Regions from separate parts of the Homo sapiens genome. Here region 1 is linked to region 2. Evidence: chromatin contacts called from ENCODE Hi-C data. All regions are on one chromosome and are shown on one strand. The core of a region is the stretch at or near the end of the contact, and the rest is flanking DNA. Distances in the headings are between cores, read along the strand shown. Region 1 overlaps KIAA1549L (KIAA1549 like). Region 2 holds the start of KIAA1549L (KIAA1549 like).

What was found. A loop is a pair of places that touch in the nucleus more often than their neighbours do. Pooled maps may share reads with other maps.
Region 1: a pooled map shows a loop between it and region 2 (2.1-fold over the local background). The contact joins the enhancer-like site here to the promoter of KIAA1549L in region 2. A Hi-C loop is called at or near these places in 2 of 168 maps with a recorded cell type or tissue (aorta and endothelial cell of umbilical vein) and 5 of 50 pooled maps.

Annotation. Positions count from the first base shown.
Region 1 is chr11:33,652,735-33,657,923 of GRCh38, forward strand. KIAA1549L (KIAA1549 like) reads left to right here. Exons shown (of 21, transcript NM_012194.3): 18 at 3,278-3,375. It overlaps LOC105376617 (a long non-coding RNA gene), which reads right to left. Exons shown (of 4, transcript XR_007062647.1): 3 at 2,547-2,711; 4 at 1,539-2,297. Among named protein-coding and RNA genes, the nearest start is that of C11orf91, 45 kb to the right of the region's middle. RefSeq lists enhancers at 2,423-3,622, 3,739-3,828. Within about 2 kb of position 3,702, at least 3 of the 41 ENCODE cell types and tissues checked have a DNase peak (open chromatin) inside an H3K27ac peak, as active enhancers do.
Region 2 is chr11:33,372,999-33,378,216 of GRCh38, forward strand. It overlaps KIAA1549L (KIAA1549 like), which reads left to right and starts at 3,110. Exons shown (of 21, transcript NM_012194.3): 1 at 3,110-3,891. The coding sequence starts at 3,654. RefSeq lists silencers at 2,996-3,055, 3,086-3,325, 3,466-3,565, 3,696-3,975.

The sequences.
Region 1 (5,189 bases), core at 2,452-4,951, 280 kb after region 2:
GTCATGGAGGGTAAAGCTGGAAGGACCTCCAGGACAAGGATTTGCTAACTGTCTGCAGAACCTCAGGGTTCAGGGAGGTCCTCAGGGGGTCATTAGACAGATAAGTGAAGGGCCAAATTCACCAGGGCACCTCCTCCCCAACTTCAACCAGAGAAGCCCTGCTTTCGTCTGTCTATGTATTAGGGTCTGCTGGAATGGTGTCATGGCTAAAGAAACGTTTGGAAGCTTGTGAGATAGGCCAGTGCCTTATTTCACAAGGAAAGCAAAACAAAACAAAACCAAAACAAGGTTCAGAAAGGCTGAATGACATATCCAGAGAAAGTGAATGGCTGAATCAAGATAACAGCCTGAGTTGCCTTACTCCTTGTTCACTCAGCATTCATTCAGAAAATAGTTACGTAACATGGCTAGGGGCAAGATATTTTGCTTGGTGATGGGGGACTACTGTAATAAGACAGACCTGGTTACTGCACTCCAAGGCATTTAGGATGTAGTGGAGCTGAAGATTTGGTTCCCTGAATGCTGTCTTAGCATACATTGTTTACTGATGCTCAAAAAAAATTGGAAGTACAGCACAGCAACGTAGCTTTCCAAATTGATTCAGTCAGTACTTCTGGATCTGGGCAGATGTTTTCTTTCATTCTTGTTCTAGAAAGATAGTATTGCTGACACACTTCTAGGTTGACTCCTCTCTGAGCACTTTGCATTCCATGTCTTCTGGGTGCTAACGAGAAGCCATTTGTTAGTGTCATTGCCATCCCTTTGTAGGTGATAGGCCTTTTGGGCTGCTTTTAAGATCTCTTTGCCTTTGGTATTGTTTCACTACAGTGTATCTAGATGTGTGTTTTACTTTATTGATCCTACTTGGGATTATTAATTTACTTATTTTATCAATTCTGGAAAATTCTTAGCCATTGCTTCTTCAAATACTGCCTTGTCTTTGTTTTCCTTCTTCTCTCCTTTGGGACTTCGGTTAGCTGCATGTTAGACCTGCTCATTCCATCCTCTGTGTCTTGTATTTCTCTTTTATATTTTCTATCTTCTCGGCCCATTGTGCATCATTCTTAGTAATTTCCCCAATTCCATTTTCTAGTTTATTAATTCTCTATTTGTGATTAATCTATTATTTACTTCCTCTACACTGAATGTTTTTATTTTAATAATCATGTTTCACTTCTGAAAGTTCTATTCTTTTTCAAATCTGCTGGATCATTTCTAATAGTATCTGTCTGGTCAATTATTATTATTATTATTTTTAGACGGAGTCTTGCTCTGTCATCCAGGCTGGAGTGCAGTGGCGTGATCTCGGCCCACTGCAACCCCCAACTTCTGGATTCAAGCAATTCTCCTGCCTCAGCCTCCCGAGTAGCTGGGATTACAGGTGCGTGCCACCACGCCCAGCTAATTTTTTGTATTTTTAGTAGAGACGGGGTTTCACCATGTTAGCCAGGATGGTTTCGATCTTCTGACATCGTGATCTGCCCGCCTCAGCCTCCCAAAGTGCTGGGATTACAGGCGTGAGCCACCACACCCAGCCTGGTCAACTATTTCTTAAAAACATTTTTTACGTTGTTATTTTTTGTCTTGTGTCTGGAAGTTCCAAACTCTAAAGTCCTTAAAGGTCTGAATCTTGTTTGTTTTTTCTACTCTTTTTAACTTCACTTTTCTGGTGTGTTCATGGTCTTAGATCATGAGCTCCACTTGCTTCATCTTAATCGGTGCTAATCCTGAGAGACTGCTTTAGGGATACTTTTCTCCAACAAGGATTTACAATTGCTTCTGCCTGAGCTGGGATCATTGCCATCCATCCTCCCTCCCTAGAAGGGACCAATGCTAGCCTCCTTTTGTGTTGGAGGTGAGTGCCTCAGGTTCAGCCACCTCACCTCGTTCTGTTCCAAGGCTTGATCTCTTCATCAACTGTCAATATGGCGTTTGTTTTCCAGGCCACTTCGCCATTCGTATTTGCTTACCTTCAGTATTTTCACCTCTGGTTTCAGCTCATGGTTTTGTTTTAGTTTGCTGAGGTGTGGGGTAGGGGAATAGTCCCTTGGGATTTCCCTGACATCTTGCAGTTTCACACTGCATTAAAAAGTAGGTTTAATCCTGGACCTCGTCGTTATTGAGTGGGTTGGCCCTTATGAAGATGTAGTCTGCCATCATGCTGGAGGGAGAAGACTTCATTATTCAGTTGAAAGAATCCTGTTTGTGGATCCCCTGTGCTGCTGTTTTTTGTCCTGATGCCTTCAGGTTTAAAATCCTGTCATCCTCCTCCTTGAGAGATCTGATGGGCAGAATACCTGAAGAAAGAAACGGATGAGAACCGCAAGTGAAGCTTTGTCTTCACAGAGAGCATTTCTAGATTTTCTCTTGCTAAAGGAGGTTGTGGCCTGGCTCTTTCTAATCCTGTCTGTCTCTGTCTGTTTTGCTTTTATCCCCTCACATGTTGATAAAAGTCTTCACTTTTCTGGTGACAGTTCTAGTCTTTTATCTTTGAATAGTGCTTTATAGATTGCAAAAGACATACACACACACACACACAGACTTACCTGATCTTCTCAGCAGCCCTCTGAGCAAGCATTGTTGTCCCCATTTCAGAAGAGGTCCAGAAAGGTCACCTGAGTTGCTGAAGGACCTAAAGTTTGCTCATCAGGACCTTCACACATACGTCCTCACTCCAAATCCATTGCTTTTCTCCACTAAACCTGCTCTCCCTTGAGAGAAAGTAAAACACAATCAATGATTCATCCATTTAATCATCTAATATTTATTGATAACCTGTTATATACCAGGCACTGTTCCAGGTATAAGGATATCTCTGACAACAAAGCCCTTGCCCTTATTACACTCTAGTTGGTGGCAGATCGTAAATAAACAAGCAACCATATAAAGTCAGAGAGTGATCGTTGCCATGATGAAAAATAGATAAATGGGGCTCTAGGGGAGTCTGGGGCTGGATGAATGAAATGAAGCGTGAAGCCCTGGGAAGAATGGTGAGGAAAGCACCCAGGTGGAAGAAAAGCCCAAGGTGAGACAGAACTTGGCGTGTTCTGAGAATGGTTGGAGGGCCCTGTAAGTACAGTGGCCCCAGCGAGAGTGGTGGGAGGTGCAGTAGAAGAGATGGCTGGAAACATGTGAGGGAAGATCTTAGAAAAAAGTCTGAGTAAGGAGGCAGAGTCTGACCCTTGGAAGTTTGCTTCCTCCTCAAACAAGAGGAACCTGTGTGCTGATCGACCCTGGGTGTTAACAACTCTCCCTGTATTGCTTGTCTCTTTCACAGGCTTACAGGTTTTCCCAGCTTCCTGAGATGGTCATGGGCTCACCGCCTCCACCCGTACCTCCCCGGACTGGTCCTGTGGCTGTCGCTTCTCTCAGGCGGTAACACGTTCCTTTCTTTGTTTTGTTTGGAATATTTGGAAAAGGGTCAGTCCTATGTACCCTGACCTGACAACAGCACCGGCAAATTTCCTTCATGCTCCACCCCATCCAGGGTGTGTCACCTGTACAGACAACCATGCGCCTGTGGCATCCCAAGTACCATGAATGAACAGATCACGGTGCTTTTGTGCTTTTTAACCAGAAAGTTCTTGAGAATCCACAGTTGAAGAAGCCCAAGGTCAACTGCCCCATACCTGGAAAGCCTCAGACCGTGACCTTGAACATCTAAAAATGACTCCAGCTCAGGCTACCACAACAGCTGCTACCAAAAGTCCCTTGGTTATTTAAGGGTGGTGTCTGAGAAGCCAGGGAGGGGCAGGCATGTCTGGGCATCCACCCCAACTCTTGACTTCCAAGAGGGAGAGATTGAAAATGTATGAAGTCAGATATCTCAATTGCAACACATATGTTAAGCATGTTCTTTGCTTTAGGAAAATCTAACGAGGGCATGTTTTTAATAAGGATGGACAAGAAGAACAAAAGCCCTGAGCACTGGGAAAGGCTAGAACTGTGCCCTGGGGTACATGTGGACCACTGCCCTGGCCTTCCTACTCCAGCTTCCCCCAACATACAAATCACATCCTATCTGTGAACCATGGGTCTGGGCTTTGTGAATGGGGAAGAAAAATAGGAGTTTCCCTCGGAATAGGAGGGACCCCGCTCTCATTGCCAGTGGTTTAGAATGCGGAGGGGCGTAGACGTCACTTCTTGCCACCAGCCGAGCCTGGGTGGAAAGCAGCAGACCCTGACCTGCTGTGCAGCCCCAGCAGTTGGCCTTGCCCCTCCAGCCCCTGTTTCTCTATCTGTAACATGAGCACAGGGGCCTAGATGATCTCAAAAGCTCCAGGGTTCCCCAGAAAGGGGTCTCAGAATTGCTTATCGAGCATAACTCAGAAATTTTCCCAGGAAGGGTTTTCTGAACAAGTAGCAGATGCCTGGAACAGTGTGTGGGAAGCCAGGGCTGTGGGAACAAGCAAGCAGAGAGGGAGGAAGGGAGACCCCACCCTGATGAACGGTCACATCATACAGCCTCCACATTGGACCTTCCTAGGAGAGTAGCAACGGGCTTCTTGGTTACTCCTGAGAGTCCTGGATTGGAGGGGCCTCATACCAGCAATTTGTGGGAGGTTTGCTGAAGGCCAGCATCAATTTCTTATTTCTTCTTTCAACCACCTGTCTCCTCCCAGGCCCCTCCACGCCATTTGCTATCTTGCCACATATCGGGGGTGGGGGGTGCACTGCCCTTCATATAAACTCAGGATTAGACCAGGAAGGAACCTTTGAGATGAGTTTGTCTACCCCTGTCATTGTATAGATGAGGAAACAGGCTTGGAAAGGGAACGTAGGCTGGGCATGGTGGCTCATGCCTGTAATCCCAGCACTTTGGGAGGCTGAGGCGGGTGGATCATTTGAGGCCAGGAGTTTGAGACCAGCCTGGACAATATGGTGAAACCCCGTCTACACTAAAAATACAAAAATTAGGTGGGCGTACTGGCATGCACCTATAATCCCGGCTACTTGGGAGGCTAAGGTGGGAGAATCGCTTGAACCCAGGAGGCAGAGGTTGCAGTGAGCCGAGGTGGTGCCACTGCACTCCAGCCTGGGTGACAGAGTGAGACCTTGTCTCAAAACAAAAAAATAAAAATAATGAAAGGGAAGGTAGCTGGAACCCAGACCTCTGCCTCCCATGTTCTCCCTTGCCGTGGCTGTCATTTGCTCTGTGACAGCCACTGCTTAGCTCAGAGGGTGGCCCT
Region 2 (5,218 bases), core at 1,860-4,359:
TTGCTCACATTCCCATGGCGATGAGTGATCTGCACGTACCTCTATCGCATCCTCAGCACATTGCTCTGAAGTTATTGCTGCATGTATCTGTCCCCCTCATTAGACTGTAGGCTTCTTCTTCTTTTTTTTCTTTTCTTTTTTTTTTTTTTTTTTGAGACGGAGTCTTGCTCTGTAGCCCAGGCTAGAGTGCAGTGGTGTGAGCTCGGCTCACTGCAACCTCCGCCTTCTGGGTCCTGGTTCAAGCAATTCTCCTGCCTTAGGCTCCCGAGTGGCTGGGATCACAGGCATGCACCACCATGCCCAGCTAATTTTTGTATTTTCAGTAGAGACGGCGTTTCACTATGTTGGTCGGGCTGGTCTTGAACTCCTGACCTCGTGATCCACCCACCTCGGCCTCCCAAAGTGTTGGGATTACAGGCGTGAGCCACTGCACCTGGCTGACTGTAGGCTTCTTGAGGAAAGGGATGGTATCTCGTCTTGAGGTCAGTCTCATCAGGGAGACGAATTCATTGAAACACCAGTGCAACAACCAACACGTGAAAAGTAATTTATAATTTGTGTAAGTCTGGCAAATAATGGAGAAGGGAAAATCCCATTTACAATACAGAATTTACTTTCTCGAGATATGCATTTGCTATCTCCCAACCCCATGGCAGTTGCCCCTAAATCAATCTCTCTCAACTCGCATGGAGAAGCCAGCTGTGTTCAGGTCTTGCCTTTCTTGCTTTGCACACAGCGTCTCTCCTGCTGGATCTTTTATATCTCTTTAGGCCAGCAACATTCAGTCGCTTCCCGGGTGAATGCAGCCAGCCTGTCCAGCTTCCTCAGTTCCTGACTCACCATCAACACCACAATTGTCCAGGTGCAGAAAAGGGGTGGGTGGGGGAAGCTGTGGCTACTAAAGGGTTCGTGTTTTCCCCCATCACATCCACCTGTGTGTTCTCCGGAGCTCTTAACTCAGAGCCTGATACAGGATTGGTGCTCCTGAGAGTGACTTATCTTCCCCTCTCCCTCTCCTTCAGATGTGTCCAAGGCCTTTCACAACTTGGCCTCAGCATAAGAGTTCTGGGTCTCAAACAGGCAGGCCCACTGCTCCAAGACCAATCTTCCTGCCTCCTTCCCTGCCTCTGCTCCGCCCACTTCTCTCTCCAGGGGCTCCCTTTTCTGCAACACCTAAGCGAGTCTATACCCTGCCCTTGTTTCAGTTCTTCTTTGCCTGACATCCTCATTCCCCATCGCCTTGTCCGTGGGATCACCACCGGCTGCAGGGCCGTTCATCTTGTGATGCTGCCTGAACCATGACCATGGGCTGGCTTTCTCACAGTGTCTCCAACTAATTTAGTGAATTGCTTTATCTCTTCAACTAGACTGCATCTTTCCCTTCCTCCCTCCCTCCCTCTCTCTCTCCCTCTCTCTCTTTCTTTTGAAGGAGTCTCCCTCTGTTGCCCAGGCTGGAGTGCAGTGGTGCAATCTTGGCTCACTGCAACCTCTGCCTTCCAGGTTGAAGCAATTCTCCTGCCTCAGCCTCCCAAGTAGCTGGGATTACAGGCATGCACCACCACACCTGGCAAATTTTTGTATTTTTAGTAGAGACAGGGTTTCACCATGTTGGCCAGGCTGGTCTCAAACTCCTGACCTCAGGTGATTCGCCTGCCTTGGCCTCCTAAAGTGCTGGTATTACAGGCGTGAGCCACTGCGCCAGGCCAGACTGCAAGTTTCTTAACACAACCCAAAACAGCCCAACTAGTTTAATTAAAGAACAAAATTAAATCATAACCCCCAACAAGGCATTACTATATTTCAACAAATCTTAGACATATTATAAGAACACATCTGACTTCTGAAAAGTTAACATGTGAAAAGTATGTGTCTTAGATGAAATGTGGTGTTATTTCTATCCTGCAGATGCTCAATAACTAGAACCTAACACTTTTCCAGATCCCCTGGTTAAGTTGCTGTGCCCTAACACACCAGGCACGCTCTGCCCCGGGATGTTAGCCTTTTTGGTTCCCTGTATCTGGAATGCTCTTCGCGCATGGCTTGTTCTCACCTCCTTCAGATCTTGGCTCAAACGTCACCTTCTCAGCGAGGCCTTTCTTCACAATGTTTAACATTTGCAACACCCCCTCCCCACGTTTCATTCTTTTACACTGATTTTTCTTTACGGCATTTACCAGTCTAATATTCTATTACTTATTTGTTTATTGCGGGTGAACCCCCACTAGAATGTCAGCTCCAGGAGGGCAGGGATTTTGTTTATGGCTGTTGTCATTGGCACATCGCAGGCAGTCAGTAAGGATTGTTGAGTGAATAGCGTCTGAGCTTTACCGGGTCAAGGATGTGTGTGTTTCCCCGCTGCTTGTATCCTCAGTGCCTAACACAGATGCTGGCAAACAGCGGGCCCGTAATAGATACTCAGTGACTGGGGATGGATGAGGCGCCTATGAGCCAGGTCACTTGCTAAGGCCATCAAGGCTAGCAAGGGCGAAGAGCAGGGGACCAACTCAGGTGACGCCTGGGCCTTTTGTCCCTCTGAGCAGGAGCTGCCTGACTCTCCTGTTTGGGGGTGTAGACTTTTTTGGAAAAACTTCCCCCAGTCTTCCCAGTGCGCAGTGTAATGCTTTGCACGTAGTGTGGCTGCAACAAATATTTATAATGTGTTTTAATCCAGCGTGTTATTGCAACTAGCCCACAGCCGCTTGAGCTCCTCAGGGGTAAACTGGCATGCAGCTGTCCGTTGAACCCTCGGAGAAGTAGTGAACAAACAGCACAAAGCGCGCCCGCCCTTCTACAAAGAGCTTTTCCAAAATCCAGGCGGAAGAGCTTTCCTGCCGCTTGGGCACGTTGACCATGACCCCCCTCCCCGGCCAGACGACCTCTCTCCCGCCAACCTTCCCTTCTCTAGATGGGGGACAGGAGGGGAGGGAAGCCCTCCCCTTAAGGACCTCCGCTGCGCGGGAGCCGCCGGGAGGGGTCCCCCTCCTGGGTCTCGAGCCCGGCCGGGCGCGCGGGAGCGGGGAGCGCGCGGTGGCTCCGCGCGGGGCTGCGCGCGCGCGCCGGCCTCGCCTCCTCGCCTCCTCGCCCGTTCCGGAGGCTACGTGCTTTCTTTGTCAATGAGGCGCCGCTCTGAGCTGCGGTAGCACTCGCGGCCCGGGAACCCGAGCCGGAGCCGGGGCTGGAACCCGAAGCCCAGCGAGGAGCGAGGAGCGAGGAGCCAGGACAGCGGGGCGCCGAGGCTGCAGCGGCGGCGGGAGGGAGGGACCCGAGCGCGCCCCGCGGCCGCCACCCCCGTTCCCGGCAGCCTCGCCCCCTAGTTCTGCAGGAGCCGGCCCGGGGGAGGGGGCCCCGGGCGGCGCCCGTCCCACCCTCGCCGCCCCAATCGCGCCGGCGCGCGGCGACAGGCACCGTGGGAACCCCGGCCCGCACCCGCCGCGGCTCCATGCGGGCCCGGCCCCTGCGCGGGTGAAGCCGCGGCTCCCTGGAGCCCGCCCCGGGCGCGGCAGGACGAGCGAGCCAGTCGCGCCGCTCGGCGCCCCCTCCCTCCGGCGCCCGGGCCGTGGCCGGCGATGCCCGGTGAGGACCGGGGCGCCGAGGGCTGGGCTCCCCGGCGCGGTGCAGAGCGAGGCAGCGGCCTGGATGTGTGAAGCGTCCCCATGGCTCCGCAGGAGGCCAAGCCTCAGGGCTCAAGGGAAGCTGGGCCCGCGACGCGGGGGCGCGGGGGCCGGCCCGTGGCGCGTGGGCTTGGTCGGGCTGCCTGGGGAGCCGCGCGCTGCACGGGTGTGAGGGGCCCCGGGGCCGGCGCGTCCCACGATGCGCCCCCGCGGCCACCGACGCTGCTGCTGGGACTTCTGCTGCTGGCGGCCCTCCTGGAGCACGGCCAGGCCGACCCGGGTAAGCGCTCGGCGGCGGGGCGTCCGCGGAGGTTTCTGGAGGAGCGGGGCGGCGGGACGGGACCCACACCTGCCCAGGTGGCGGTGGAGAGGTATTGGCAACACCGGCCCTTTACTGCTGCAACAGTAGGCGAACTGTCAGAAATCTGTCTTTCGGGAAGGCACTTTGGGCGGGGAAGAAAAAAAAAGGAGCAATCGCCTCTTCTTTTTGGACAAGTTGTAGAACCTTCCTAGTGGTCCCGCAGGCACGCTTTATTTAGAGAAAGATGTGTGTTTAGGACACCTTAAACGGGAAATGTATCATTAGAACACGTTTCAGGGTGGCAAAGTCCCTGGTATTTTGGGCTCTCTGTTGAGTGTCCACTTTGTCTTAACTGCATGAAATGGCTAGAGAGTTTTAGGCAATCCGCGTGTCGGCTTCCCAAATATCAACACAGTTTCTCCTGTGTTGATAGCGGAACCCTTTTCTTTTGGGAAGGAGGTCTCTCCAATAATTGCTTGCACCTTGCAAAGGGATGCAGGCGCTCATTAAGTATATAATCCACTGTTTGCAGGTTAGTTAAAAATAGTCATGCTTGGCTTGTAGACTTCCAGCAATCCCCAGGAAATAGATTTCTGTAATTCCTTGGACAATTTTGAGAAATCTGTTGTAAGTATTCTAGGTGGGGGTGGATTTTTCTGCTAAGTGTGCTTCAAAACTTAAGCTGTGCAGTAAGCAGTTGTCCTGGAAATAATAATGATTACTGCCTGCACTTGGAAAGGGCAGGCTTTTGTGTTTCTGACGAAATTCTGAGCTCTTGATACACTGCCTTATCAAGGAATATATTTCTCACTTCAGATAATGTGTTCCTGTAGTTTTGCATTTTTTAGCAAGGACTAATGACTTCTTCTTTCTCAGAGTACCCCCTCCCCCAAATTAGATTAAAATTCCTAATTGTAAAGGGGCTGACATTGTTTTAGATAAGAGAGTTTTAGGTTAAAAATATTTCTCGTCTTCAGCAGCTTAATTCAGAGCCCATTTTCCTTCGATTCACTTAAAGAGTCACTGACAGGTGGTGCTTGTGCTTGCGAGTTACTGTCAGATAATGTTCTATTGCGATTATAGTGGTTACAAAGTTCAGGAATCTTTGGATGTGTGCCTCAGACTTGAGAAAAACCTCTGACGAATTTTAGCCCCCGATTTTTATGCCTGTAGCAGTTTTTAGTGATGTGTATTTGGCATAATTGTTAAAAGATAAGGCCTGAGAAAGACCCACGTAAATACCTTGGTATTCATTGGCTCAGAAACATACATCCTGTTTTTGATTAAAGGATATCAAGTCCTTGGT